Linked DNA regions of Homo sapiens: regions 1, 2, 3, 5 and 6 are each linked to region 4. A link is a loop called in an ENCODE intact Hi-C map of the cell type or tissue named here. Cell type or tissue: PC-9. All regions are shown on one strand. Region 1 holds the start of LOC124902124 (a long non-coding RNA gene). Region 2 overlaps BNC2 (basonuclin zinc finger protein 2). Region 3 overlaps LINC03041 (long intergenic non-protein coding RNA 3041). Region 4 has its middle 59 kb from the start of LINC03041. Region 5 overlaps BNC2 (basonuclin zinc finger protein 2). Region 6 overlaps BNC2 (basonuclin zinc finger protein 2).

Evidence for each region. Peaks named below come from ENCODE experiments on the same cell type or tissue, not always from the same donor. Only the 100,000 strongest peaks of a DNase experiment are listed, where the experiment ranks them.
Region 1: a loop joins it to region 4, with 6 times the contacts of the local background. A loop is called at or near these places in 5 of 110 quality-filtered maps.
Region 2: a loop joins it to region 4, with 10 times the contacts of the local background. A loop is called at or near these places in 3 of 110 quality-filtered maps.
Region 3: a loop joins it to region 4, with 4 times the contacts of the local background. A loop is called at or near these places in 4 of 110 quality-filtered maps.
Region 5: it touches region 4 in a loop (10-fold over the local background); 5 of 110 quality-filtered maps call a loop at or near these places.
Region 6: a loop joins it to region 4, with 6 times the contacts of the local background. A loop is called at or near these places in 6 of 110 quality-filtered maps.

What each region holds. Positions count from the first base shown.
Region 1 is chr9:16,263,940-16,268,939 of GRCh38, reverse strand. All of the region lies in intron 1 of LINC03041 (long intergenic non-protein coding RNA 3041), which reads left to right. It overlaps LOC124902124 (a long non-coding RNA gene), which reads right to left and starts at 1,477. Exons shown (of 2, transcript XR_007061424.1): 1 at 1,310-1,477. In PC-9, CTCF peaks have their summits at 1,892 and 2,093 (motif pointing left); a DNase peak (open chromatin) is centred at 1,499; H3K4me3 peaks cover 1,046 bases; H3K27ac peaks cover 1,359 bases.
Region 2 is chr9:16,703,355-16,708,354 of GRCh38, reverse strand. The region is part of intron 3 of BNC2 (basonuclin zinc finger protein 2); the gene reads left to right. Among named protein-coding and RNA genes, the nearest start is that of BNC2-AS1, 21 kb to the left of the region's middle. RefSeq lists enhancers at 1,293-1,793, 3,201-3,955. In PC-9, no CTCF peak of the experiment used is centred here; a DNase peak (open chromatin) is centred at 3,014; H3K4me3 peaks cover 2,489 bases; H3K27ac peaks cover 3,507 bases.
Region 3 is chr9:16,239,483-16,244,482 of GRCh38, reverse strand. All of the region lies in intron 1 of LINC03041 (long intergenic non-protein coding RNA 3041), which reads left to right. Among named protein-coding and RNA genes, the nearest start is that of LINC03041, 34 kb to the left of the region's middle. RefSeq lists an enhancer at 142-643. In PC-9, no CTCF peak of the experiment used is centred here; no DNase peak of the experiment used is centred here.
Region 4 is chr9:16,333,139-16,338,138 of GRCh38, reverse strand. No RefSeq gene overlaps it. Among named protein-coding and RNA genes, the nearest start is that of LINC03041, 59 kb to the right of the region's middle. In PC-9, no CTCF peak of the experiment used is centred here; DNase peaks (open chromatin) are centred at 498 and 2,088; H3K4me3 peaks cover 866 bases; H3K27ac peaks cover 3,147 bases.
Region 5 is chr9:16,419,199-16,424,198 of GRCh38, reverse strand. BNC2 (basonuclin zinc finger protein 2) reads left to right here. Exons shown (of 7, transcript NM_017637.6): 7 at 4,550-5,000. Among named protein-coding and RNA genes, the nearest start is that of LINC03041, 150 kb to the right of the region's middle. In PC-9, no CTCF peak of the experiment used is centred here; no DNase peak of the experiment used is centred here.
Region 6 is chr9:16,503,380-16,508,379 of GRCh38, reverse strand. All of the region lies in intron 5 of BNC2 (basonuclin zinc finger protein 2), which reads left to right. Among named protein-coding and RNA genes, the nearest start is that of BNC2-AS1, 220 kb to the left of the region's middle. In PC-9, no CTCF peak of the experiment used is centred here; a DNase peak (open chromatin) is centred at 3,019; H3K27ac peaks cover 337 bases.

The DNA.
Region 1 (5,000 bases), 69 kb after region 4:
CTGTGCCACAATAACTTGCACTTTAATAAAAGCAATCTCTCGTCTTAATAGCTACACAATAAAGAGTTATTTATATGAGTCAGTGTGCAGGCCCGAGCCTTCCAGGTGTGCCCCAGATTTTAAGCACTCTGAGCGATTTGCAGGCTGGCGCTGCCTGATGCAGCCCATGGAAGGCTCCTGACACTGCCATTTTGCAGTGTCACAACTCCAGGGCCACGACCCGCCCCAGGCTCCTGGCCCTGCACAGCCCACTCGGCGCGCTGATTTATTTCGGTATTACGTTTAATTGTTTCCTTCTTGTGGAAGCCTTAACATGCAATGCTTGTAAATCTGACCCAAATCCTCCATATGGCACTCTGGTTTTCCATTTTCAAATGCATTCGCCCTGGAATAATGACTGTGGTATAACTCAATTTGAGTTCTGCTGCTGGGGACTTTATTACATAATGCTTTCTAATTGACCCTCATAGTTTGATAAGACAGAACATTTCACCAGAACATTGACAAAAGTTATTAATTTTCACTTCAGCAGAGACCCATGTCCCAATTAAATCCCCTGATAATGCCTGACTGACTGACCTCATTATGGCTAATGCTTATTAGTCCTGCGGAGAGGATAGCATCACACTCTGTTAAAATGCCTAAATGAGCACATACAACCATCCACTGTGATTACAATTTACATACATGACAAATTTTACTCCCTAATCCTTGTCTGGTGCAATGAATGTGGCATGCTGCTGTCATACCACGGGATCAGCCATTGAGGATTTGGGAGGTGTAAAAATGCTCTGCGAGTGTGCTAAGCTACACCCAGTTAAATTCTATCTGCCTTTCTAGGAAACTATTTCAAGTGTGTGGGCGTCTTTAAACAGGGAGATGACTTCTGCCCTTTCCTTTTTTAATGAGAACAACTAGTACTCATTTGTTTGTTTGTTTTTAGCCGACTTCAAAAAATAGAAAACCCACCAGCAGCAGCAGCAGCAAACAGTGATTTCAGCCTTTCTGCTTGGGTAGCTCATACTCCCTGAAGTGGACTTTTCTTCCCTGAGTTTAGTTATATTTTTTACATCTTTCCTGAGCTTTCATCTTGCAGGGGACAGTGGGTGGGGGCTTGTAGACTCAGCTTCCAGTTGAGGGTATCGTAGATACCACCCCATTTAACCAATGACAGGGCCACTTACTCAAGCTAGTCCCGTATTGTGGCACAAGCTGTTGGAAGGTCAGTTGGAAGAAAAATGTATATTTGCACACGCTGATAAAATGGAAGCCTCAGAGTGGCAAGAAAATGAAAGTGAAAAAGCCTTACAGTGTCTGAGGCTTCAGATTGTTTTTCGACCTTTCTTCTTCTGGTCCACACAGCAGTGTTTATCTTTGAGGTGGTCTGACCACGGCTCGATGTCTGTTTTTCCTGCGCAATGTAGTCATTCCCCCTGGGCTGTATGATTTGACACATGACAACAATCTAAGAGCAGAGATCAAACTTCTCAGACTCATGGCAATGTGACAAGTAATGTGTATTGACACAGCAAAGTGCATTCTGGAAATACGAGTGGTTGGGCGGGCACAGCCCCTTGCTCAGCTAGAGATAGCTTAAATCATAGGCTTCAGTTGCCCACAAAGATACAGCCAAAATTTAAATAATAATAATAACCAGCTGGAAGCTGCAATTCATTGAACTCTTTTCTCTCTCTCTTTTTCTTTGGGTATCATCATGTTGAAAGCAGGAATTTTGTGGGAAAATAGTAATAGTAACAAAAGAAGAAAGTGAAAAAAAGAAATGAAACTAAACCTCCTTAGGGAATATTTTAAAGTACTGCATGTTCTCCTCCATCACTCATTCTGCAGATGTCTACTGAGTAGCTCCTTCGTGTTGGGCACTGTACTAGGTTTCCGAATACTAAGGTGAATGACCTAGAGATAGGGCACATCATACCTACTCACAAGACACCCTACCACATGATGCTACAAAGGTTTATGGGACCCCCAAGAGGGGGCATCTAACCCACATTTGGTAGTTCCTCCATGCGTTCGACACATGGGCATTTAGCCCTACTATGTGCTAAGCGCTATTGAGTCTGTCTATTCCCAGTGCTAAAGAGTGACTCCTAGTGGTGACCCAAGGTGTGGCGGCTTCCTCAGGATTCAATAGGGCATTGCTCACGAAAGGCTTTCACTGCCTGTTTGTGGCATCAATGATTGATGGCATATATACTGAGGAAAAGTGAACTCGTTCGCCCAAAAGAAGATTTTTTAAAACACTGCTGTGGGAGAAGAATCATCACAGAGTTGGGTAATCGCAGGGGAAAGAAGGATCCATTTGAAGGATGGAGGTAGGTTTAGAGAAGATGTTGCTAAGGAGGTGGTCACAGAGTTCTGGGTATGGCTTTGGTGCTTAGACTTGAATCCACATCCTTTTCCCCTGGTGGGGTCTCCTGCTATTGCACTGGAGCCAGGTCAAACTGGCCCAGCGAGCCAGTCATGCCTAACTCTTTCCTACTGCATTTTCAGTTCTATCGCATTGGTAGCTTGAATTTAGCCATGGTGGGAGTATTTACACCACAGAAATTGGCAAACTCTACAAGCCAGAGCTCTTCTTCTACAGCTACCCCTGCCCCCGGAACCAGTTGTTAAACACTGATCAGCACACCACTGTCTCCACACAAGAATCCCTAGCTGTATGAAAAACTCAACACTGATTTCATTAGATGACTGGCAAAGGCTTATACCACAGTGCAAAGCTCTGGTAAAAATTCACATCCATGCCTTAGGCCTGGGGACCCTAACTTCCATGAGGGCAGTGCTGGGACCCTATGCTCAGGCTGTCCACAGAGAGACAAGACAGACTTCCAAGTCTTTTGAGAAGATTCTGAGCCAACTTCCTGAAGCAACTGCATGGACGAATTACGGAAGTGGCGTGAACTGGTCAAGACAGGCTGCTGCCCTAGATGACGGATGTCCCACTCAAGGGCACTTTACTCAAGGGAGCAGCTGTGAAATAATAGTAATGGGGATGATCCAGGGCTTCTCTGAGAGAGCCAGAAGTGGAATACACCATGCTTGGGGAATTGTGTTCTCTTTCAACTCAGTGACCCCACTCTCTAGGAAACATGACTCACTTAAGGCTGGGCTCTGTCTTCTCAAGCTGAGCACCTTGTCCCATGGAGTGGAGCCCACAGGGAATGGGGAGGACTCAGAAGTGTGAGGAAGGTCTGTCTCCTAAGGGTTAAGGAAGAAATCCGAGTTGATAGATGCCTCTTCCCTCCCCAGCAATGAGGGCTGAATAAATGGCCACCGATGGGAAAGGCAATAGGGCACTAGCGTGTGGAAAGGCACAGCATTGTGGGCAGAGGAAACCGTGGAGATTTCTGTGGGACCTATTTTGTGTTCTCAGGGGAGAGGGTGATGGCAAGAGGAGAGCATAGAAAAGAAGATGGGACCCAGGTTGTGTGGGCTGTGGTGTTTGTTCTTTATTCTGTAGCCAACAAGGAATCAACACAGAGAGTTAGAATAGGGGAACGATATGGTCCAATCCCTTTTTAGGGACATGGAGGGTACAGAAGTAGGGGAAGAGTTTGATGGCTGGGGGACCAAGACCAGGCTGTTGCAGACACAGTTATCTGCTTATTCAGTATCAGTTCTCATTTTCTTCCTTCCTGACAGAACCTCAGTTTTATTCAGAGAGGCAATGTGTGCTGCATGCGAAAGAAAACAAAAGAAAGAAAATCCCCACTACCATTCCCAACCTTCCTTGCAGAGGGAGAGGTCAGACAACACAGTTCTGGCCAATGAAATGTCAAGTGACATTTCCCTGGGCGGAGCTCCCAGGAGAGCCCTTTGAAAGGGGTCAGATTCAGGAGGCAAGCTGCTTTTTTCCCCTTGCCCTTCGCTTTCTTCTAACCTGGAATGTGGATTTGAAAGAAGCGCAACCATTTTGCCACCATGAGGTGACAAGCAAACTGAGGATAGCCATACGGCAAGAGAGGCTGATTGGAAAGATAGGAGGCATGCGGGGTCTCTGGAGGCATTGTGGGGCTGCCATATTGGCTCTGGATCTCCTACATCTGGATTTCTTATTGTGTGAGGAAAAAATCAGACTCTATGTGGTTAAGCCACGGCAAGTTCAGCTTTCTGTTACATCAGCTGAACCCATTCTTAACTCTTTCTGGTACTGTTTCATAGGTCCAGGTGACAGCCCCTGAGTCCCTGAACTACAGCAGCCAGTGGCATGAAGAGGTGAGGAACAGCTCTCAGGTAGACTTGGCAGCAACATCTTGTTAGGGAGAGTGAAGCCTGAAAGACAGTGTAGCTCCTGAAACTGACTGAAATGTAGACGGCAGAATCGGCCCACCCCAAGGATTCAGGTTTAAGGGCTGAGTAGGACACATGCCAGAGACGATGAGCTCGGTCAAGGGCAGACTGAGTTTGAAGTGCTCAATGTGCAATGTAGACGGGGCATCTTCTGGGCCACTGGAAAGGCCCGTCTGCATTCGGGAAAGAGGTAGGGAGAGTTCTGAAAAAGAGATATGGCAGTTACCGGCAAAGTGATGGTGGCTGGATCCATGGGAGTGGACAGGATTACATATGAGACAGATGTGTGAGGAGAAGAGGGGCAAAGAGACAGCTTTGGGGAACACTGCCAGGCAATGGACAGGCGGTGCTGGGTTGGGGGATTATGGGGGATAGAGAAAGAGAGTGCGAAGGGCTGGGAGAGAGTGGGGAGAAGAATTCACAGAGGCTGGGTCCCAGAAGCCAAGAGCAGAGATGGTCTCGAGAAGGAAAAGAGCAGTCAAGAGTGCCAAATGCGGCGGAGTTGTCAAGGAGGATGAGGAATGAAAATTAGCCTATGGATTTGGCAATTATGATGTCAGTTTTTCTGCTAAAGCTGCTCCCACTGAGGTCACTAATGAAGCCAGAGAAATAGAATGATTTGCCCAAAGTGACATCGTTAGTAATGAGTCTAGCATTAGAAACTGAGGCTCCCGACTCTGGTTAAGTGC
Region 2 (5,000 bases), 370 kb before region 4:
AGAAGTTCATGAGAAAACTTTCACCTATTTTGCTTTCTAGAAATTAAAACGTAGCTTACAGAACTTTAAAACTCTTATTTCTAAATGCCATTTAACACAGTAAAGTTTTCTTTTGGCTCAAGGAAAATGGAAATCACGGCTGGTTATCACAGATTTGATCTACTCACATTGTACCCACCAAAATAAATTAACATTTCTACAAAACTCTGGGCACCTTTTTGAATTTCAGTGAACTTACTGATACGACATTTTTTCTTCAGCAGGTTCTGTATTGTTCTGATTCCACTTATTTGTACTGGTACAATTTCATAGAAAATAGTTTTCATCGTGGTATTTGTAGCATGCTCTGATTTCCTAATATGTGATGCATCGCTATACCATAGTAGTGAATACTTAGATTATAAAATTACTTTGGCCCGGCGTGGTGGCTCACACCTGTAATCCTAGCACTTTGGGAGGCTAAGGTGGGCAGAGCACCTGAGGTCAGGGATTCCAGACTAGCCTGGCCAACATAGTGAAACCGTGTCTCTCCTAAAAATGTAAAAATTAGCCGGGTGTGGTAGCACATGCTTGTAGTCCCAGCTACTCAGGAGGCTGAGGCAGGAGAATTGCTTGAACCTGGGAGGTGGAGGTTGCAGTGAACTGAAACCGTGCCACTGCACTCCAGCCCGGGCAACAGAGTGAGACTCCATCTCAAAAATAATAATAATAGTAATAATTACTTGGCAACTTGTTTAGAACTAAAATGAGATTGCTTATCCTTCTTTTAGTGATGTATCCCAGAGTTCCAGAGGTCTTCAGAGGAGATATATTACCATGGAGAGGGTTACATGTACTGCAGGTGCAACTTCACAGACCTCTTTTCATAGGCCCCGGTTCATCCTTTGAATATTGGTCCAAGATACTTTGGTGTCACTGTGTTGATTAACTTGATATAAGAAGAAAAGTGTATCTGTTTGGACTAAAATAGAAATTAACCTCTGTAATTTTAATCTCACGGCATCACTTGATTCTTCCTTCAATTTTACTGGGTTTTACTCTAGTAACTTCACACTAGTAACATCAAAATTGGAATTTGAATATGCACATTGATAATAAATCAGATTACTTGAAAAAAATCAAATGTCTATTGCTGTTGTTTTTTTTTGGCGGGGGGGCGGAGTCTTGCTCTGTTGCCCAGGCTGGAGTGCAGTGGCGCGATCTCAGCTCACTGCAAGCTCCGCCTCCCGGATTCACACCATTCTCCTGCCTCAGCCTCCCGATTAGCTGGGACTACAGGCGCCCACCATCACGCCCGGCTAATTTTTTGTATTTTTAGTAGAGACGGGGTTTCACCGTGTTAGCCAGGATGGTCTCGATCTCCTGACCTCGTGATCCGCCCGTCTCGGCCTCCCAAAGTGCTGGGATTACAGGCGTGAGCCTCCGCGCCCAGCCTTCTTGCTGTATTTTATATAGATTAAACTGACAATTTGATTTCAGCATTTGCAATTTGAAATGGAAGTGTTTCACATAGGTTTTGGTAACCTTTGCTTCTGAGTTGGATTGATTCTCCCCTCCCCCCAGTCAAGTATAATTCCTTTTTTTTAAAAATTAATTGCTGTCCTCTCATGAATTAGCATGGCTTGGCTAAGGTGAAGGGATTAGAATGACTTTTCAAGGCATGATAATGTCTGTTTAAAGGAAAGAAAAAGAAAAAAGTCTTTTAACTAGGGCTTAAGACTAATTCCAGCTACTAAGGAGACAAAAATTACTCTAAAGAAGACAATTTGGTTTTATTTTATATGTGCATGTTAACCTGCTTTGAGATCATCATTTTGTATTTTAGGGTATTCTCTTAGATGAAGTAAGATGTTCTTCATTTGTTACTGAAAGGGGACATGGCCTCACTCCAGGAGATTAAAGCTGGAACACCTTCTGCCTTCTGTAGGGATAATCACAGCTCACCTGGCTGTAGCTCAAGGTCAGGGCAAAAAGAGGGGACTTTGTGCTTTTTAGAATTGCCTATGACTACAGTAGAGAAGAGGAATAATAAAACAATTGGACAAGATTGAAAGTGAATGTGCATCATATGAAGATAGTTAATAAGATGAATGATCAGAAAAAGACAATCTGGAAGACATCCTTCAGTGGTAGGAGAATCAGTGGTAGAAGAAGAAAGGGGTATTTTGGGGTGCAAAACTATGACCTCTGTTAACTTGCAAAAATTAGTACTGTTGTGATTGGTTATAAAGGGCTACATGAGAACAATTTTAAAATTATAAAAACATTTGTAAACATTTAGTATGATTTTAATTTTTCATTTGGTATACATACTTTTTAAAATAGTTGCTTGTCAGTTATGTTGCTTGGAAGGCAGAACTCTCTGCACAAGCAATAAGTCAGTAAATCCAGTTTTTTGATCTAATATTGTTGCTTGTTTGTTTTGTAATAATAGCATGTAAATAAAAATGGTTAAGTGTAGGTGTTTTAGGATTCAATCCCTTTGAATTTTTCTCTCAACTTCTCTGGAGAAATAGGAATTGTTTCTGGGTGTTTTGTAAATCTAAATTGAATGTCACTTAAATGTGAAAGAACTGGCACCTTTGATAAGTAGTCCCCATACTGAATCATTTTGTCATTAATAATAACATAATTATCAATGCAAATGTAAAGTTTGTTTTTTAAAAAGTCCAAAACAAACAAAGGAGGGAAAAAAAAACCCAAGCCACACTATCATACAACTCGAGGAAAAAGCATCCCTACATTTAAACAGAAGACTTTCAATAGTAGCAGTAATAATAAGAAAGAACCTTTGGCGTCTGCCCAAGAGCCTGTTGAGAGGGAGCAGCAAATGGCCTGCGCAGTGTGTGGCTCTGCAGAAATTCCAGGGTGACACATGCCTCACAAGCTGGTCACAATGCAAGGGGTCAGGGGTCATGTTCAAGAGCAGGGTGTTGCTGGATAAGGCTGAGGAAGCAGAGGTGGCCCCTCTGTGCTCAGTGTGTGGGTCTGTGTACTCCTTTCCCGTCAAAGCTGGCCCAGCGCGGCCAAAAAAGCGGTTCCTTGGCAGGGTTTAATGGCAGGATGATGTAGTCTGTTGTGACTAGTGCATTCCTTTCAGGTTAAACTAGGGAAATGGCATTGTGTTAAAATTCCAAGTCGCATGAATGTTTTATTGCCACAGTGCATTTAGCCCTCCAGGGGAGTGTGTGTGGCGGCCGGTGGGGGTGGGGGTGGGGGTGACTTAGAGACTCAGGAACTATCAGAAGAACACTTCCCTTGGAAAATTTTACCCACTAGCATGAAGCTGATTTGCTGTGATGGTCACTTAGAAGGGTTTCGCTTTTTCCTAAACTGTGGCTGTTTAAAGTCTTGGAGTCTGGACAATTAACAGCTGAAGAAAATATGACAAGACACACGCAAAGAGGTTGGGAGATAGAGAGGAGGAGTGCGCCAGAAAGGAGCTGAGCTGCCTTCTTGTGTAAACTGCCTGAGAGCGGGCCCCCTCCCCTGGCCTCCGTCCCTGTCCCCCCTTCCCCAAGGCTGTGTTCTGCTGTCTGCCCGAAGGCCAGGACTGATCTGTTAACCTTGCACCACTGGCTGGGAGGCCGCTGCAGCTCATGGTACTGTATGTTACCATTACTACTCCCTCATTCTTTTTCACTGGCTTTTTTTTTTTTTTTTAAAAAAAAAAACCATTTCTCTGTAATAACGGTTTATATTAGTCAGAGGGATACAATTTTGGAATGCAGAAGATCCGAGTTTAAAACAAAACAAACTTTAGAATGGTACTTTTTTTTTTTTTTTCCTTTTTGGCATTTAGAAGGGCTAAATCCAACCATGCTAATTCAATTGCAGCCAAAGGTTTTCAGTGTGATTTAAAATCAGGAGTTCTGGAAATGGAGCAGTTGAAAGATGCAGTCATTTGGGCTGTGGATCTTATAAAGGGACTTTGTTGTGAAACCACACGAGCATCTTCAGGTTTTTAGGATATTTTCAGTCTTTGCATTTGTCTCAGTTATATCCATTTTGCAGATTGCCCCCAACCCCTATCCTTCCTTAGGGAAAACTCTAGCCGTCTCATTCACTGTTGGAGTTGTTTTAGGCTTACAGTTACTGAGGGTGTGTATGATTTGACTTCAGTTGTAATCGTGTGCATTACATATAACATTTGAACTGACTCAAGTTAATTTATAACAGATTAAAGTGTGGATGTGTGGAACAGCTTTCTGATAATGCAGTGTGCCTTTATAAAATATTCATGTGTCTGATTTTTTCCCCCAATGTATAGGAGAAATATGTATTATCCTAAGATGACCTAAGAAAGGATATATTAATAATAGTTTGAATTTTACTTTTGGACTGCATTTCTCTTCAATTTCAAACCTTAATTCTTTCTTTGTTTTCATGTTCCTGTTCAGATGTTATTTTTCTTTTCCTTAATAATACATATATACTTGTATGTGTGTGTGAGTGTGTGCACATTTTAATAACTGCCAAATAGTTATAAGAAAAAACTTGGAGAGCTGCTAAGTTACTTTTCCATTGATACATTATCAGTCAGAAAGTCATGTAACAAAAATTCAACTCAAGAATATAGCACAGAAAAGTAAACTATGAGTGGACCCGTGTGCCCTATTTATAGAGTTTTAAGTACATGTTATATATATCTTATAAAACAATGATTTTGTCAAGATAGACCCCTGAGTTTAATCTGACTAATGGTGTTTGTATGATGGCTTGTTCTTCTTAAACATATATATTGACATTATTTATAGGAAGTCTTACACCAATAAGCGATCAGCTCCATAGGAAAATCAAGCTGTGTTTATGGGCTGGGCACTTCAAATTTTAGGTGAATTCATTAGATATTTTTTTCTTATATTCTAGAGAATACCCACTTCAATAATTATTTCTTTTTGTTCTATTTGGTCTAGTAACATGATGATAGTTTTTTTAGTGATTTGTTTTTTAGTTGTACATTTTAAAATGTGATTTTTCCGGAGAATATTGCTCTGTGC
Region 3 (5,000 bases), 94 kb after region 4:
ATCCTAAGGAAAAGAGGGTCTCAATATGACAAATCATATGAGTACCTTAGGCTTGAAGATTAGGAGTTGGGAATGAGAAAGAAAATGGCCTCCGGCAAAGACAATAAAACTTGATTGCAGTTTGACATGGTGGCAACTTTCCTTAAAAGAAGGAGAAGCTGGGAGAGAGATGGTGGTGAATAGAGGGAAGAGAGTATGTTTGGGTTGTGTGTGTGTGTGTGTGTGTGTGTGTGTGTGTGTGTGTGTGGTGTAGAGAGAGAGAGAAAGACATTCCTTGAGTCCGCCTCAGTTAAAAGTGATGGAATAGAGGAGGTCACCTAGAAACAAAGTGCAGAGGTAGCACAGAGCCCCAGGGAAGAAGGCGTGGCCGTGGAGGAGGTGAGATTAATCAGCTTCGCCTAAGGCAGCCACCATTAAATAAAGGATGCAGGGGGAGGAGGGGAGGCATTCTGGAAAGGCAAGGGTCAACAGTGGTTTCAGTGACAGCTATTCAGGGGCAAGGGAACAAAGGTGGGAAGACAGTGGGAGGAGCCCAGTTTGCAAGAACGAGGAAACAAACACCAACCAGGAAATCAGTGGAGGGACACAGGCAGGAGAAGGGCTGTATTCCTCCCTAGCGGGTGTTTAGGGGCTGGAAGTTGCAGGTGGGAGGGTGGCAGTTAAGGCCTATATGACCACAGGAGGGAGAGGAAAGCTTGGGGCAATCATAAAGAGGGTACTTAGATGCCTCTCTAAAAACTGAAGTTCACTGTGGCTATAAACTGTGAACAAATGTGCCCAAGGCATGTTACAGCTTTGGTCCATCTGGCCAGCTCAGTGCTTACCACACAGAGACCTGATCTGGTCATTAGAGTGGCTGCAAACACCAGCCCAAGTCTACCACAACCTGTTTCTGGGAGTTTGCTTTCTGATGGAGGAGGTATCTGATAGACACGTGCGAATGAGGGTAAAAAAATTAAATGCTACAAGAAATGGCTCGCTTCATAAAGAAGTCTTTTTCTTCCCCCCAAGTTGAAGGCCCAGTGAGCTTCACTTTGCAACCGAGTGGAATAAAGCGGGAGGATGTGGGTTTTGGGTTGGAAAGGCTGGGGATTGTGATCTGGTCCTGCCACTTTTGAATTGAGCCTGGGCTGTGATGTCCTCACAGTTCTCATCAATGGACCCTTTGCAGAGTCAGCGTCCAGACAGTGGCTGGCAGTGGAGGGGGCCGTGCCTTTGCTGTGGGAGTGGCAGGGAGGTGTGAGGGCAGAACAATCTGGTAGGACTCAGCAAATTTCCCAGAGCCCGATTTTATAATGATGTTGAGTAATAAAAAAAAAAATTTTATAGACACCCGTCTTTTCCATATAGCCAGGGAGGACAAGTCACATCTTGTTTCAAAATAGCAGATGCCAAATTTTAGGAGTCTGAGAGCTGGGGATTATGTGATAATATGAGGGTCGATCTGTTTTCTAAAAAATAAGTTTATCATGGCATATTTATTTATTATTACAGTTATTCATCTCTCTTTATCTAATCTATCCTATCCTCTCTGTCTATCTAGCCATCCATCCATTAATCCTGGCTAGAGACACTTGGCAAACTGAGAGACCCTTATCCCTACCTTCTAAATATGCAAGTGTGAGCTTATGAAGTATACAAAAAGTCGATTTTATATCTGCTTTTAGTGCCACATTCAGACTGTAAAAGCTGCTGTTAAAAAACCTTTAGGTAAATATTTGAAATATTCTAAAACTGACATTCTGAATGATATTCTGATGCCACTTCAATAATGTTTTATAAAATTCAGAGGAAAAATAGAATTAAGTAAATTTGAACTTTCCCTTTTCCGAGACACTTAAAGGCCGTACTATTTGCATATTCTAATGTGGGATCACTCTAGCTGGAGGTACAAAGCTTCAAAAGAAACTGTCCCTAGCAGGCCAGAAAAGCATGAGCCCTTATGGCCTCCGGCCTTTCATCTGTATAAGACAAAAATCAAAGTCTTTCCTTTTCAAAGTGGCTTCTGTGTAACCACTCACCACAGCCTACGCTTTCCAGCGCTGTCTTTGGAAGCACAATTAGAAGGTTTAAAAACCAGAAACACAAGCTCCATCCTATTTACACATTTAAAGTAAAGGTCATTCTCAGAAACTGGGCTTCCCAGATTTCTCCCCCTGAAATCCCTTAAGATATGTAATACCAACATAAAGGGAATCACAAATCCAGTTTTCAGAAAATGGCATTAAATATAGATTTAAACTTTGACCTTTAGTCCCAAGTGAGAGGACAAAAAATTCTCTTTACAGTGAAGGGCATGTTGCTACTAAGCTTCAATGAGTAGGAGAGAACCTGCCTGGTAGTAGCCAGGATTAAGAAGCGCCAATCGATTTACCTCCAATGCAGGTGTGCTACAAATCCGCTGGGCCCAGATGCAGCGCGTGATTGGGCCAGGCTCATCTATATTCTAGAGTTCGTAGAAGTAGCTTCTGGGAAACGGGGGTCTTCTTGGCTTGGGGAATTGACGTTTCCACGGCAATATTTGAAATGCGTTTGGAGTGAGCAGGAATAAGAGATGGAATACACAGGGTCTCCCACTCCACATTAGGGTCATGAGTAATAGTGGGAAATCCATGGGTAGCAGAGTGACGGATTGGGCAAACAGGGAAATCATGGAGACCCAGAGCATTCATATTTTTACATTCCTTATTACCCTGATTGCTCTGCAGGTGCTGACCAGGGCCCCAGGCTGCTGACCCACTCTGCGGCTCATCTCCCTGCTACATCATTGACAAGTTGATATGGGGGCCCAGGTGACAGCAGGGCGGGGGTGGGTGGATGATGGGCAGTGAGTAATGGAACTTATTGGAGAAAGGGACTATTGGTTATGTGCACACCCAGAAACAGAAGGAGAAATGTTTTGCTAGAAACATGGGCTTTGCTAGAAAAATTAGAGAAGTAATAAAATATACAGGAAACAGCACTGGACTGGGAGTCCATTTGTTTTGCTTCTAACTAGCAGGGTGAACTCACGATGACTAAGAAGCACATATTTTCATTTCACTAGAGACAGTGACCTTTAGCACAAACCTGATCTTGCTGATCTTATATCCATGGTTGCCTGCTCCATGCCTGGCTGATTCAGGGTACTTAGCAATGTTTGTTGATTGGATAAATGAGGGAAAGAAGAAAATTATTTGTTGTGTGTGGCCCCGGCACTCATCCATTCTCTTTAAAGAAATGGAAGCGTGAAGAGGTGAAATAACTTGATTGAGACCCCACTACTTGTCAGTTGCAGGAAGTAAAAAACCAAGGTATGCTACAAATAATAACAATGATGATGACGAGGGTTAAAATAATCAAGCACTTACTATTTGCCAGGAGTTGTGCTGTTTGTGTTAGTGATTTCCTCTTCTGTATCCAGGGCTGGGAAGCCTGAAAACTACATCTCCCAGACGTCCTTGCCAGGTTCGGTTCCATTCTGTCAATAGGAAGCACTCACAGAATACTGGGAAATGGGAGCAAAAAGTCATTATTTTGATATTTTAACTAATCCAGTGTCTTGTGCTGGTGGCTGCGCAGCAGCAGCAGCAGCAGCAGCAGCAGCAAACAACAGCAGGTGACCATGGGGCCCCTAACATAGCTGGTAAGTGACAATGCCCTGGGGTTTGTTGAGCTCCTGGGCCCGTGCAATGACCACAAAGGCCCAGGTCCTTGCTTTCTCATCATGGCAGCCAAGGTAACAAGAGTAGAGGAAGCAGAGGCACCATAGCAGCCCCATGGGGCAGAGCTCGTGAGCTATGGGCAACCCCACCTCCCTATGGTCTCCTGTCCCAGAGGGCAGGGTCTTCCTGTAGGTACCTATCTCTAAACAACACTGCCTTCCTGGTTTTGCTCCAGCAGCCCTTCCAAAACATTCATACCCAATCACTTGTATTAAACTTCCTTTGTTGAAATACCCAGGGTGGTTTCTGTTTCCTGACAGGACAGACTGATACTACTTTTCATGGCTTATCTCACTGCATTCTCATAGAAGCCTAGGAGAGGTTAGCTGTTAAAACTATACTTCCTATTCACAGATGAGGTAACTGAGGCTAAGAGATGCTAAGTGACTTGCCTCAGGTCACACAGCTATGTGGTGGCAGAGTGGGGACATAAATCAGGTCAGTCTGATGGCTAAATCCATGCATTTAACTCTGCCCCTCAAGAACGCCTCTGCTCCCTGCCCCTGGGTGAGTTTCTCAGGGCCTTTTGGGTATTCAGGGATGGGGGCTTCCTGCCTGCACTGTGTGAGACTGGCTTCTGTGGACCCTCTCCAGAATGCCCTTTCTCCAGGGCCCTTGTTTTCTGCCTCTTACCCTGAGCCTCATGATGTAGTCATTTCCTTCATAAAAAATGTTATAGGGACTGGTCCCTCTTTTAACAGCAAAAATAGCACAGGGCATGGCACTTGTTGGCAGGAGAAGCAAGGAGGTTACTTCAAGTGAGGGTTGCGGGGAGGAGGAGGGAGGATGATGAACAGGTTTAGGGTTATTACACAGCCGACAGGGGCCCCTGTTCTGTCAGGGCAACACTGAGGGCCCTGGGCCCTGGCTGGGGGTGAGGGTGAGCCCAGGGCCAGGATGGAAGGAGCTGGTTCATAGATATAGTTTAGCATGGTGCTGGGCTGTGAGTACTTAATGCGGTTAAAGAAAGAAAGGGCCATGAGACATTTAGTGCTGCAGGAGACACCAGGCTCAGGAGACGCTTGGACCAAAAGGGCTGAGGCAGTGCATATCTGCACTGGGAGGGAAGAGCTGGGAAGCCAGCACAGACATGCTGTCGGGGGTTCCAGGGGGCTAGAAAGGGATAGTGTAGACTCTGGGCTTTGAGCAGGCTCTGGAGTAAGGGGTAAGATAAGAAGTGGCTGTACGGGAGGGAGCAGGAGAAAGCACAATTGGAGGTATCTTCAGACTAAATTCTAAACTCCCGGGATAAATACTACAAAACTTCCTGTCTCCCTTCTAAATGTCTGAGAACCA
Region 4 (5,000 bases):
CTCACTGTGAAGTAAATGCCAGAGGAAGCCCACCCTTCTTCCTGAAAGTCTTTTCTTGCCAGCACACATACCCACAAAAGGAAGCATGGCTTCTGTCTCTGATCATTTCCCCCTTCTCCACCATCTGGCCAACCTTGTCTATATACATGCAATATGATCCTGTTATTTCAAAGGAATCTCAGAGCTGTCTTTACTCCATCTCCTGTATCCCCTGTAACTCTACCTGGTAGTTCAATCTGCTGAATTCTGTATTGGATAAAACTCCATAACTCACCCCCTTCTCCCTGTTTTCTTGGCCCCAGGCCTAGTTCAGGCCCTTCACGTCTTGGTTGGATCATTGCAGTAGTCTCTGACAGGTTTCCTGATTCTTGCTCATTCACCTTTCCATACACCTTTCACACTAATGGCACTCTTCACCAGGTTCACGTTAGCCATATCGTAAGCCTTCAGGAAGGGACTTAGACTTTGGTCAAACCCGTCATGGTAGGCTCGGGTTCTACCTTTATAAGAATGATTATGGCTGGAATTAGGAAGTTACTCATATCCCCAGGGCAGAGAAAGAAAGGCCAACTGTGTGTACTAGAAATCACAGTGTGTCACAAACCTTAATGCCCATATGAGTCACCTGGGAATCTGGTGAAAGTGCAGTTTCTGATTCAGCAGGGTTGGGTTGGGGCCTGGGATTCTGCACTTCTAATGAGTTGCCAAGTGAGGCTGATCCTGCTGCTCCATAGTCTGAATAGTAGGGTATCAGAGAGCAGCTTCAAGGACAAAGGCAGGGATTTATCCAGTCACAGTCTTAGGCCAGGACAAGGGGAGCTGTAGAATAAAGTTAAATAAACACAACACTTTATTGAGCACTAGCTATGGGTTAGATGCCATGCTAAATGTTTGTTTTGCATCGTCTCACTTAATCTTTCCAATAACCCCAGAGGCTTCATGGCATTATTATTTATACTTCCTATATTAGAGAATAGAGGCTTAGCAAGATGAAGGAACTTTGCTCAAAGTTACCCAGGGCTGGGAGTCCAAGATCAAGCCCGTTAACAACTGTGGAGTCCAATCATGAGTCCCTAGTTTGAGATGACAGGATGGTATTGCATTTATATAGACAAGGTTGGCCAAAGGAGAAGGGGGAGATGATCAGGGAAAGAAGGCATGCTTTCCATTTTGGACACGTGGGCTGCTGTGGTCCATACAGCCCTTGCAGTGGCCTACCTGGAGCAGGCAAGGCCAGAATCAGGAATTCTTGCCCTAAACAGACACTGCCAGTAGAGTTACACTCAATGTAGACTCTCAACAGAACTGAGAGTTCTCACCCTGGTTCTAGAGCAAAGGACCAGTGTGATCCTGAGCAGCCATTTTCCCTTTCTGGGCTTTTTTTTTTTTTTTTTTTTTTTTTTTTTTTTTTTTTAATCTGTAAGGCCATGCGCAGGGCTGGCTATATAATTTGCAGGGCCCAGTGTACAATAAATATACGGGCCTCTTGTTAAAAATAAATTCTGAATTTCAAGATGGCGACAGGAGAGCTTTAAATGAAGAGTAGGTTCTCCCAAGTGTGGGGACCTGTGTGACTGAATGGGTCACATGTCCCTGAAGCCAGTCCTGGAGACAGGGTGAGCCCATGTGATATTTAATGTCCTTCAAGCTCTATTATTCAATAATATTGGTTTCCTTTTGTTTTCTGCTATTATTCCCTCCTTACTGGTTTATTCTTAGGTCACCATGAAAATATTTGAGACAGCCTTTCCACCTGACCGTGTCTCTCTCTGGCATCTCATAGAATCATCTCTCTCCCCGTTCTGTCTGCTCAGCCATCCGGAGACCTTGTAAGGACCACTGTGTCCTGAATGCATGAAACCCTCCAAGATCTGTTGGCATCTTAGAAGGGACAAGGAGCAGATGGCTTGGAGGAAGGAGAACATGTTATTTTGCGGTCCTGTAACTCACCCTTTTCAGATAGCTTCTTCATTTCCCAATTCTTTCCCAACTTTTCAAGTATCAGAACGGAGAGGCAGTGAGAATGAGTCAGCAGCTCATGCCCTGTCCTTGGCCAGCACCCCCAACCCCAGGGAGTGAATACCTCAGTTCCCAAACTCTCTGAGTCAGGGAGGTCACTCTGAGGACATCTGCCTGTTTGTCTAAACCATGCCAAGCAAGCAACAGCTGCTGAATGAGCCCAGGAGGCATCACTTCCTGTCAGCCAGGGGACCAGACCAGGTGGCCTCCTTGCCCTCCTTCCTGACTCCTGCCACACTGCCCAGGTATCCCAGTACGGGGAGGGCATTTGTTTTCCCGTCCCATTCCAGAGATTCAGCCTAGGGACCAGGAGCATCTTCTCCTGGGATGCCGAGCATTAGGTTTATCCAAGAGTGGAGGCAACCCCCTGGACAACCCAAACCCTGGAGAGACAGACAGAGCACAAGCTCAGTGTCTGGAGTCCTGGGGTCTCTCTTGGGTTTTACCACTGACCTTAAGCAAATCTTATCACCTTGACCATTGACATGGTTAGGCTTTGTGTCCCCATCCAACTCTCATCTTGAATTATAATCCCTGTAATTTCCAAGTGTAAAGGGAGAGACCAAGTGGAGGTAATTGAATCATGGGGGCTGTTTCCCCCATGCTGTTCTCATGATAGTGAGAGAATTCTCACAAGACCTGATGGCTGTATAATGGGCTTTTTCCCCTTCACTTGGCACTTCTCCTTCCTGCCACCTTGTGAAGAAGGTGCCTTGCTTCCCCTTCACTTTCTGCCATGATTGTAAGTTTCCTGAGGCCTCACCAGCCATGCTGAACTGTGAGTCAATTAAACCTCTTTCCTTTATAAATTACCCAGTCTTGGGCAGTTTTTTACAGCAGTATGAAAACAGACTAATACAGACTAAACAGTTTCCTCATCTGTAAAGTGAGAAATCTTCTTTGTCCCCTTCCCCAGGTGGAATGAAGTGGTCATTTTCTGGGAGCCCAAAACATATGACACATGACTTGATCTGGGCACTTAATCCATTGTAATCTGGTTGGCTAATTATGTATCTGACTCTCCATCCAGAATATCAGCTCCTTAAGGACAAGGAGCACCTTTAAGTCTTCCCCTGGTGCCCCATTTAGCTCTAGCCCTCCATCATTCTGTATCGTACATGCTTAGACTGCATTGAGAGGGGCTGCTAGTGTAGAGGAAACAACTGCATTTCACACATTTATTAAGGTGACATTATGACATCACTGCATATCCACCCCCTGCAATGCTTGAGGATAGATTCAAACAAAGAGAAACCCATGATCTCTAGTCACGATGCAGGACCAAATAACCGTAGTTATAAACATGCCCCATCCCATCACTCTCTGTCCCATGCCGGCCACTCACCTGTGCTGAGTGTTTGATCTTCTGTTATCTGATGACTAAAGTCCTGTGTTCCATTGACACATGTCTTGGGGTAAAGACAGATGCTACAGTGCATTGGCTAAGGACCGGCTCTATGGGAGAAGCGGAAATGACAAGGTGCCAGCCATTCTCCACTGCGTCCGTGCAGAGGTGTGCTGATTTTGTGAGGGTTTTCATCCCCACAGGGGGATAGGATCCCCCTCCTTATAGGGTGAGCAAGAGAGAGATCTTGTCAGAGGGGGAAGTCATTAGACCACTTAGTGTAAGACAGGCTGGCATTTACCAGAGTTGTCTGGGAACACCAGCTTCCAGCCCCTGGAGCCTTGGGACCTATGTGGTGCCGCAGTCTTCCTGCAGAGGGAGGACACTCAGTCCCATGGGCAGGAGAACTCGGCTACAGACTACCTTCCCCTACTCCCCGACAAACCCTAGGGAAATTTGGGGCCTTTGGTTCCAGCAAGATCATTGTCCAGGTAACCCAGAGTGTGCACCAGGGTCATTCCAGATAATCCAGGTATTTTTGTTTAGGCCTGGACCAGAGTAGATGGGAGAACGATACTTCCCTAGGGTCAGGCTGGTGGGAAGGGGATGCAAAGGCAGCAAACTCAAGAGAAGGCCTCTCTCAGGGAGAGCACGGCCATCTGATCAGCTGCCCCTCCACGTCAGGAGACTTTCCGTCCTGGGGCTGATTTGGAAGACTATAGATTTCATTCTTATTAAGGGAAGTGGCTTCCTGCCACAGGGTAGACAGATGAAGGAACGAGATGACCATGGCAGGACATGATGTAGCTCCAGGCTAATGAGCCCTGTGGTTTCACGTGCTCCTGAGATTGCAGTGGCATCCTCTTTGGGGGAAGACAGTCATTGAGTGGGCACGAGGAACTGTGATTCTCATCTGTTTGGGCGAGAGGTCCAGTTTGGCTGCCAGATGGGAGTCGTGCCAGCATTCTCAGCCAAAGCTTTCTTGGGTGGGTAGGATGTGCCCAGGCTCTTTTCTTCCCCATCTTTGGCCGCCTTGTTTGGCCCAGTGAGGGCTTGGGATGTAAAACATATTTGCTTGTGCTGGGCTTTGCTTTTCTCCACAGACCTTGGTAGCTAGAATGAGTACCGCCTGTAGTGTGTGTGCGCACACAATGGTACACATGCACGTGCGTCTGTGCATGTGCTGGCTCTGGAGCCAAACGGAATAGAGACAGGATAAACCTGGTGGGGCCGGCTGCCAGGTATGTCCAAAATCTCCACCTGTGGCCCCAGATCAGGGTCCACCTTGCAGCAGAGCTGGAACCAGAGCTCAGACTGCCTGTAGTGAAGGCTCACACCTGGGGCTTCAGAGGGCCGCAGATGGTATGCAGTCCTGTCTGGAGTCTCTGAGAGGCCACTGGTCCTGCAGTGCTACAGAGGCATTACCCCACGCTCAGCACACCTGCCTGCCTTCTCTGTACACCTCTTTAACACATTCAGCCTCCTGTCTTTCAAAGCCCAACCCAGACACCCCCAATCAGTCATCTCAGCTGAAGGTGAACTCTCTCTTCAAAATTCCTTTTTTTTTTTTTTTTTTAAAGAGACAGGATTTCACTCCATCACCCAGGCTGGAGTGCAGTGGCACAATCACAGCTAA
Region 5 (5,000 bases), 86 kb before region 4:
TTTTGTTTTTAGTTTTATGGGCCAGACATCACATTAAATCTAACTTAATGTGATGAGAAAAGAGAAGTCCAAGGCAAGACTTGCTTTCTCTCTAAAGGGCATTTGCACTTACTTGACTACGTTTGATGGATTTCATGTCTTCTGTGGTTGCATGGTAAAGTTTTCATCAAAGGAACAGAAAAAGACTGGTAGTCCACTTTAGTCCAGTTAGAGTACTTCCACTCAGCATTTCAAAGAAGAAGGAAGTTTGGTTCTGCAGCACCCTCCCCTCAGTCCAAGGTTTTGTAACTTTTTGCTTTTAAGGGTGATATTGGTCTTTAACAAGCTTTTGGTAGATTCACAGTATAGAAAGAGTACAGAGGTTTAAAGGAAGCATTTGTAGTTCCAAGCATAGCCCAAGTTACAGGGCTTTTTCAAGCCCTAATTTTGTGGCATTCCCTTATAACATACTATGGTATTAATAGCGTCAGGATCACCGTTTGTTTTGTCGCCACCACCTTTCCTTGGATATTCTGTTACATGAGTCCTACCTTGGGATCATTGCTTTCTTCCCTTCTACAGTGTATTTTGGGAAATACTTTTTGAAGACTCATGCATATTATTGATGGAAGGGAAACCAATGTACTTTTAAGTACCTCCTCTGTGCAAAGTATTCTACTTTACGTGCAGGACACATAAGATTGAGTAAGATTTAGTTATGTTCTTGAAAGTGAACGTCTGGGGCTAAGGTTTGGACCACTGCCTTAATGATTACCACTGCACTTCTTAAGACCAAGTCCTTACCCCTTATACCTATGAACTCATTTTCTCTCTGCATTCCAGTCACTTTTTTTCTGTAAGAGGAACTTCCTTCCATATATCTTTCTTGCCTTCCAAATCAAAGCAAGTAGAAACAACCTTTCTACTGTTCATGTTCTTATAGAATGTAAGAAGTTCTAATACAGTCTTAGATATTTGTTATTGAGTATTCTTCCCTCTTTCCTAGAGATAAATATTCAGAACACTAAATCTGTTTCTAGAAAAACCATCTCTGTCGCTGGAGAGCTCAAAATTGGTTCCTTGTTGGATTCTTTGTTCCAATTGTTACATACAACTGAGTAGGGCTTCCTCTGCCAGGGAGTCCCCCTCCTGTTTCCAGCACTCTCTGGCCTTCCTGCCATTTTAGGGTCTTCTCTCGACATCTGATTATCAGTAGGTGAGAGTTCTTTCTGTGTCTCTCCCAACTTCTCTTTTCACCTCTTCAGTTTTGCTGATCCGGATAAACTTGTAATAGTCCTCAAATTGCTATTAACCCTAGGTCTTTGTGTCTCATGAGGACAGTATTTTATGACAGCTAATGGTCTGGATTGACTGATTCAAGAGTCCAACAATAGGTCTTTGTTAAAATCAAGTGCTGTCTTTTGTCCCTTCTTTGGAGACTGAACCGTAACCTCTTGGGTAGGATCGGTACCCTCTAAAGAATTTTAGTCTGCTTTCCTTCTCGTGCTTTCCTTCCTTCCACCTTAGGAATACTGTGTGAGTTTGTGAGAAAATCTTCAAGCCCACTATCATGAGAGTGAACAGCAGACTTTCCTCAGTCCATCCTTCCCATCTCCACTTCAAGTGTTTTGCATATGGCATTTAGGAGGATTATTAAACAAAAATGAAATAGATTAGGAATTGAACGTAAAAGAATCAATTCTCTTGAACTGTGGTTGCATAATGGAAATCGACTACCATGAATGAACCCGTGTACTGAAGTTATGAAGAGCAGAGCTAATGCACTGCCATGAGTTCATCTTTATTATTGCATTACACCTGAATCAATTGATAAAGTAGCTGTTTTTTTTAAAGTGAGGGATGGCACTTAATTGAATAAAAGTCAATGTAATTATATTAGCAGAGGCCAACAGTACTGCTGACAGCGGAAAAGGGACACTGTTGAACAGAGTGCCAGAGCTGGTCTACACATTTCTGCACATCGTTTGGTTGACAGATATTGAGGGCTGGTACATCGTCTAATTAGATTACAGATTTCTACTGCTGTAAGTGAGAAATGAAGAGAAAATCTCTTTCTGGTAACATATTGGTGGAGATGTGTAATTTCACAAGTCATCTTAGGGAAGATGTGTCCATCTGGGTGATCAGTGTGTCCTTTTCTCAATGTTAATTTATTCTTCCTTATTCAGTGTGTCTTGATGCAACTGCTGTGTGTCTGGCTGCTGTTTTCTCAGCAGTGAACCTAGGAAGTGGTAACTGCAGATGTGTGAGAAGCAACAGAGTTCTAGATTACAGTCATCGCAAAATGTGTGCTCGTGAAATTAAGAAAGGGGGAGGGTGTTAAAAATAATAAACGGGTAGGATTTCATGAGCTGCTCATAGTTGGCAGATAGTTTTATCAATAGAATAATAGCGCATAGCGTAACTCTACTTCCACATTCTTGTAATAACTGGTGGTGTTGTACCCACATGTCAGAGTAAAGACCTCACAGTAGGCATTTCCTGCACTTTGCTTAGCAACCTGCACTTGGAGTCATCTGCCATCTGACACCAAGGAAACGGGGAATTACTGTGTCAGAGCAGGGACCGTGGGGACAACTTCTGTTTATCATTCACATACCCACACACTGCATGCATCTGTTTAGAACTCATTTGTGGATGATGATGCTGTGAATTTGGTTTGTGTTAATTCGATTTATGATTTTTGGATTATACAGCTGATCTGAAAATCATCAAGACAGCGTATGGGATGATCGCTTATGACAGAAAATAATTTTGTGATCAGAACGTTTTAAATCCCTATTTTATTGTTTAAGTTTTTCAAAACCAGATGTCTAGAATGTGAATTTGTTTTCTCTCTCTCTCTTTCTCTTTCTTTCTCTCTCTCTGTCTCTTATTCTTGCTTTCTTTTGTGATCGATTTAGCAAAAGATTAGAAAGCTGATCTTATTGTCACAAGGTAAGCTCAGCCTTCCTAAGTGCAGTTGGAGAGGGCTGCTGCCCTCTGCCCCTTAAAACCCAGAGTGCTGTATATTGTCTTGTGTGGAAAGGTGGAGAAGTCTTCCCCACCTTTCTTGTCTCTGAGGCACATACCTCTCAACCATCTCTAGGAAATATCACCCACGTTTGTCACCAAATGGAATGACACATTTTGGTCTTCCATACTTTTAAGTATAATCGGGAGGTCTGTTGAACTTTATATCAGCCATTTAGGTCATTTCTTTTATCACAATTACTTCTCCAAGCTGTAGAGCTTCCACCAGTATTGAGAAGCTTTTATGTATCTGTAGATATGTCAGTTTATTTTTTGGAAGGGTAACCTTCAATTTAGGTACTGTTGAACATGTGAGCCTTTGCAGGTGGAGAGAGGTATGTGCCCAAGGGCACTTTAAAAATAATGGGGGATATAAATACAAAGACAATGTTTCCAGATAGATGATAACATATCAGGCTTTGTAAATCATGATGTCCCTATGGATTCTCTGGGACAAATCCTGTCTTTATATATATATATGTAAAAAAATATGTATATGTGTATGTATATACATACATACATACAAGCAAAGCACTGAGTGAGTAGAATAAAAGTTTTGCTTGTCGAAGAAGTATGGGTTCCAGTTGTTAAAGTAAAGGAACCCTATGTTATTGTTGTGCTTGATTTTTTTGTACTTACTGTGTTTTAATTTTTGTACCTCTGAGTTTTCTTTCTGTTGTTCAGTGTGATTTTTTTTAAAAAGGTGGGTGGGTTTTATTTTTTTAAAAAGTTTCTGTTTTTCCGTTTTTGTCTTAAAGAATTAAATTTTAAAGTAGAACTACTCGATGAAAATATTTTGGACACTAAAATGCACATACTTCTAAAAAGTAAATGTATTTTATTATTAGATTTAACTGGGATTCCCAAATCATTCTGAGAAAAGGCATTCGTGTTGTTAAAAGACAGTCTGTAACCCTATTTCAAATTGCTTAATCTGTTAAGCTATTGTTTTTCCTTAAAACTTGAAATGTGGAGGGTAGAGACGGAAGATTTCATTATTTTTTGAAGTTATATCTAAATTATCTAGGCTACTTTTTTAAAAAATGAATTTTTTCTATACCTCAAAATAAAGTGTGTGCTGTATAGAAAAGATGTTTACTTTTTCTTGTTTTTAGGTAAATTTAGACTATTCCATTTAGACAAGCAGAAAGTTTCTATTCTTTTATCCTATTTAATATATATTCTAAAATCTCTGCCATGAAATTCTCTGCAGCTGATGCTGCTACATAGTAAAACTAACAGAGTAATCATTGAGAAAAAGGTGCACGGGTTTGCATTCATCCTACCATTGACAGAGTCAACTCTCTTATAAAAATAATGTTAATGGAAAGTTCCCCTGATTGCACCTCTCACCACCACCACTAACTCCCAGATCCTGAGGATATAGGGGAATGCTTGCTTTTATAATGGTGTAATTAGAAGTGAATGTGCTTATTTGATACCTAGTGAAAGCTGAATCAATTTTAAAATGCTTTCCTTTTTCTCACCTTTCCCCACCCCCCATCCACGTACCCCCCCTTCCCTCTTGTTTTCCTAGACACAGTGCCAACATAAACCTACATCGTAAACTGTTGACCAAAGAACTCGATGACATGGGCCTGGACTCGTCGCAGCCCTCCCTTAGCAAGGACCTCCGCGATGAATTTTTGGTGAAGATATATGGTGCCCAGCACCCCATGGGGCTCGATGTCAGGGAAGACGCCTCCTCTCCCGCAGGGACTGAAGACTCCCACCTGAACGGGTATGGGAGAGGCATGGCAGAGGACTACATGGTCCTTGACTTGAGCACCACCTCCAGCCTCCAGTCCAGCAGCAGTATCCATTCCTCCAGAGAATCCGACGCAGGCAGCGATGAGGGGATTCTTCTCGATGACATTGACGGGGCGAGTGACAGTGGGGAGTCGGCACACAAGGCCGAGGCCCCTGCCCTCCCTGGCAGCCTAGGGGCTGAAGTTTCAGGATCTCTTATGTTCAGCAGCTTGTCTGGG
Region 6 (5,000 bases), 170 kb before region 4:
TTGCAAGATGTTGGTGATACAGTCTACCCAAGTATGTGGCAAGAATTCTACATACCAAAACCTGTTTAAGAGTTGACTGATGTGTTGGAAATGTCCGCGATGATCAAGTCCAAGATGTCTTTGACCAGAAGTCCTGAGGACCTATGGAGCAGAATAAGTAAGTCTCCTTTTAGGGTTTATAGCAGAATCTTAAAATTTGTTAGTGTGTTGAATTATGGACAAAGAAGCAATGCGGACCTTTGTTGCAGTACTTAAACTTTATATGCTGTTGTTACCTGTTTTATCTCTCTCACTAGACTTCAAATTCCTTGTGGCAGAGAAAGTATTTCTTGCTTATCTTCTTATACTCTGTGCCTAGTAAAATGCTTGATAGGTCATCAATACTCAATGACTAAAATTTTCTGTAATTTGCATTCTCATTGGTAGTGAAGTATTATAATAATGAACGATTGTTATGTACTGTTCCATTTAACTCTATTTTGGAATGTTCTCAATAGTTTGGCCGCTTTAAGCAAGTGGGAGAATATTCTCAATTATATTTGGGTTTGTACTAGTGCTATGTGTAATTAAGGTTCATTTATTTATTACTAAGTGTTTATTATGGACCTACTATATGAGCAAGTTGTTGAATGGAAGCGTAGAAGAAGGAAATAGGCCAGGCGCGGTGGCTCGCACCTGTAATCCCAGCACTTTGGGAAGCCAAGGCAGGCGGATCACAAGGTCAGGAGTTCAAGACCAACCTGGCCAACATAATGAAACCCTGTCTCTACTAAAAATACAAAAATTAGCCAGGCATGGTGGTGCGTGCCTGTAGTCCCAGCTACTCAGGAGGCTGAGGCAGGAGAATCGCTTGAACCCGGGAGGTGGAGGTTGCAGTAAGCTGAAATTGTGTCACTGCACTCCAGCTTGGGCAACAGAGTGAGACTTCGTCTCAAAAAACCAAAGGAAAAAAATGAGCTAGGTGTGGGGGCATGCGCCTGTAGCCTCAGCTACTTGGGAGGCTGAGGCAGGAGAATCGTTTGAACCCAGGAGGCGTAGGCTGAGCCAAGATCAAGCCACTGCACTCCACACTCCGGTATGGGCGACAGAACGAGACTCCGTCTCAAAAAAAAAAAAAAAAAAAAAAAAAGCAAATGGACACACTGCCCTCAAAAGGCTTGTAGACAAGGGAGAAAGATGAGATTTCTCTATTAATAACTGCACTGTTTGGTAGAAAATACTATGTACAATATGAGATGTCTAGATATAAAGTGCTGTAGAAGTTTTTGAAAGTAGGAAAGGTTCCTTTTATTCCAGAAGGTCAGGCGGGCCTTATAGAGAAGTGTAGGCTGGGCTTGGTGGCTCATGCCTGTAATCCCAGCCCTTTGGGAGGCTGAGGTGGGCAGATCACTGAGGTCAGGAGTTCAAGACCAGCCTGGTCAATGTGGTGTGAAACCTTGTCTCTTACTAAAAATACAAAAATTAGCCGAGTGTGGTGGCATGTGCCTGTAATCCTAGCTACTCGGGAGGCTGAGGCAGGAGCATCACTTGAACCCAGGAGGCAGAGGAGGCAGTGAGCCCAGATTGCACCACTGCACTCCAGCCTGGGTGACAAGAGCAAAACTCCAAACAAACAAACAAACAAAAAAAACCAAACAAACAGCCTGGCCAACATGGTGAAACCCCGTCTCAACTAAAAATACAAAAATTAGCTGGGTGTGGTGGCGGGTGACTGTAATCCCAGCTACTCGGGAGGCTGAGGCAGGAGAATCGTTTGAAGCAAGGAGGTGGAGGTTGCAGTGAGCTGAGATTGCACCATTGCATTCCAAGCCTGGGCGACAAGGTGAGATTCCGTCAAAAAAAAAAAAAAAAAAAAAAAAAAAAAAAGAGGAGAGAGAGAGAGAGAAGTGTACTTTATCTGATCCAGTAAGGGTAGATAAAATTTCAACTTGCCAGATGACACAGGGTCAGAAAATCATGAGACCTATTTAGGAAACAGCAGATAATTTCACTTAAGCGTGGGATTAAGAAGAGTCACAGGAAAGAAGCTAGTTATATCCAGGACTTTCCTTGACAAATAATGGTTGTCTTCCTGAAGGTCTTTTGAGGTCTCATCCAGAGCCGAGTGGGTGGCCTTCGTCTACTCTCACATAAGTATTTTTGTGACTTTTCTAAAAACTTGTTATGCCTGTAAAAAGTTTGTGGAACTCAGTATTTTTTTTAACCTACACTTGACCATTAAAAAGGTAAAAACTTTTCTACAATTTCCATCCAAGTTTTAATGGGAAAAGTTTGCGATAGATTTTTAAAAGCTTTCATGGCCCAGTGTCTGTGCCAGTTTCGTCAACTGGCTTTTCAGAGTCCACTTCTTACTAAGTCTTTGGACTAAAAGTGAAAAGAGCTTCCAGAAAGCTACAATTATGCTTTTTATTTGAGGAAGTGTTTCTGGTTGCTGTACTCCAGAATTTTTGAAAGAGATTGTAAATGTGGTTAATGCGACTTTGTGTACCTGTGACTGTCCTACAAATGTGCTAAAATGAGACTCTGGCCTTACAGCTTCAGAAACTGACTTGTTCTGCTTGGGGTGTTAATATTATTACGAATGCTAACATGAAATTCAAATCACCTGATTGAAGTTCTTAGCACTGTGATTAATGGATGAATTTAGGAGAGGGAACTATATATGATTTTTTTTTGTCTTTAACTGTTACTGATAAGGACTCAGAATCTTTCTGATTCTCTTTTAAAAAGTTTTCTCTGTAAACTTAAAGCACTATTTTCTTTTAGAACAGCTTTAGTGTTTCAAGCTTAAAATCTTCTCTCTTTAAATCCTGGCTGCATATTTGGCTCTCTCCCTCCAGGCAGAGTTTTCTCCAGACCTTGGTTGGCTCTGAATCCCAAGAGTTAAGACAGCCTAGCTTCTATAAATCAGGAGACAGCTTCATTATCAAAGTTATGTGTTTTCACCTTCATAGATAGCCAGTCTTAGTGTTGGTGCCTGGCCCTGCCTTATCGTGTAACCATCAGCACTGCATACTGGAATGTTCTTTGTTTCGATTATTTACTCCTTCTATAAACAAAGATTAGAGCAAAAAATGTCAGTACTGGGCCCCAAGCAGTGGTGACTGTTACTGGAAAATTGCAGTGGCATGGTGTGGGATGTGATTTGCTACTCAGGCAGGATAGCACTGACTTGACAGTTATAATTATTTCTGAGTTCTGTGCTGCATCTCTTTTATACATTTTATCTCATTTATACATTTTATCTCATTTATCTTCCCAGAAGATAGGTTCTGTTCTTTCCATTTTACAGATGAGGGAAACAAGGCTCAGAAAAGTTAGCAGTATTGCCTCAACTTACGTTGTGAGTGGCAGATAGTTGTGTTTCAAACCTGGACAGTTGACTTCATAGTCTTCTCTTTTACCTACTACATGATAAAGAAATTCCAAAGATGACACTGTTTAAAATAATGTTACCTAGAATTTGAGCTTCTTGTAACCATTACATGGTCCCACAGTTTTGTGGGGTTTTTTGTTTTTTAAGAGATGAGGTCTTGCTGTGTTGCCCATGCTGGAGTGGAGTGGCTGTTCACAGGTGCGGTCATGGCACACTGCAACCTCGAACAGCTGGCCTCAAGTGATCCTGCCGCCTCAGCTTCCTCAGTAGCTGGGACTATAGGCATGTCCTACTGTGCCTGGCTGGTTCCACAGTTCTAATTTGTTAGCGCAGGATGAGAACACATTTTTAGTATTGAAATTTTTATTTATTTATTTCTAGTTTTTTACAGAAGATCTAGAGATAATGGAATTTATCAAATCTTGACTGATCTCCAGTATTTGGAGGGTCTGTATCTTTCTTGCAGCTTTCAGGGTCTACTTTATTTAAGAGTTTACATTTTAATCTGAATTCAGGGAAAAAGCAAAGTTATTAACCAGTCTATTTTGGGAGTCAGTATGTCACAGAGGTTCATGAAGCATCTTGTATCATTTGGAATAGATATAATTGTGAGAGAGGAAGACAATTATTTCAGAATATGTGGACTTGGATTCTGGAATACATGTATTAATACATGTATTCATTCTGGAATACATGTATTAATACATGTATTCATTCTGGAATACATGTATTATTCCAAACTTTAAGAAGTTTGATTCTCAGTAAATGGTATGACTAACTACTTTTTTTGGAACATGATTACTTATCTTTATAAGCATTTTCACATACAGTGTAGGAAAATAATCCTTATTTCGCAGATGAGGAAACTATGACTTAGATAAATGGGTGCTGTTGCTAAGATGACATCTAGTAGGTGCAGGTGATGTGTTTTTGCTTAAATTTGCCATATGGATTCCGACTTGCCTGTAGGTGCTGGGTATGTTTATAAGATCAGAGTATATTCATTTCTTGACTAGAATAAGTATGTTTTCTGATTCACTACAAGGTTATTTTTCTTACTGAACTATAATTCCTGGATAAAACCTCTTGAACTTAATAACTATCACCATAAATATGTTTAATGGGTTTATTGGCATGTTGAAAAGTGTATTGTGTTGGCACATGAAGAGGCCCACATAATTGCTAAATAATGGTCCTTAAGGTATTTATAAAGGTGTTATTGATTTGTAGTTTGTATATCCATATATATTTATAACATTCTGGTGACAAAGAAAAACTTGAGTAAACATTGTCATGTCTGTGGATATCAGTGATAGTAAAAAGTTGAGATATGCCTTATTTAGGTCCACTCTTCCAGATTATCATTAATCAGATTTTTTTGAGAGACTGCTTGACCCCATTTTCCTATTTCTTGAATTTGTCCTATCACCATATGATTAGAGACCTAGTTCTCAACGAGTGACTGTATTTCCTGATGTTGACTGAAACATGAATGTCCTCTCCCCTTTCCTCACTGCCTTTGGGCCCATGTATTTTGTATTTTTGATTTAGAAAAAAAAATTCTTAGGGAAACAAAAATGAGTAAAAAAAAAGTTAGATGGATTGTGAGGGCATGAATTAGAGT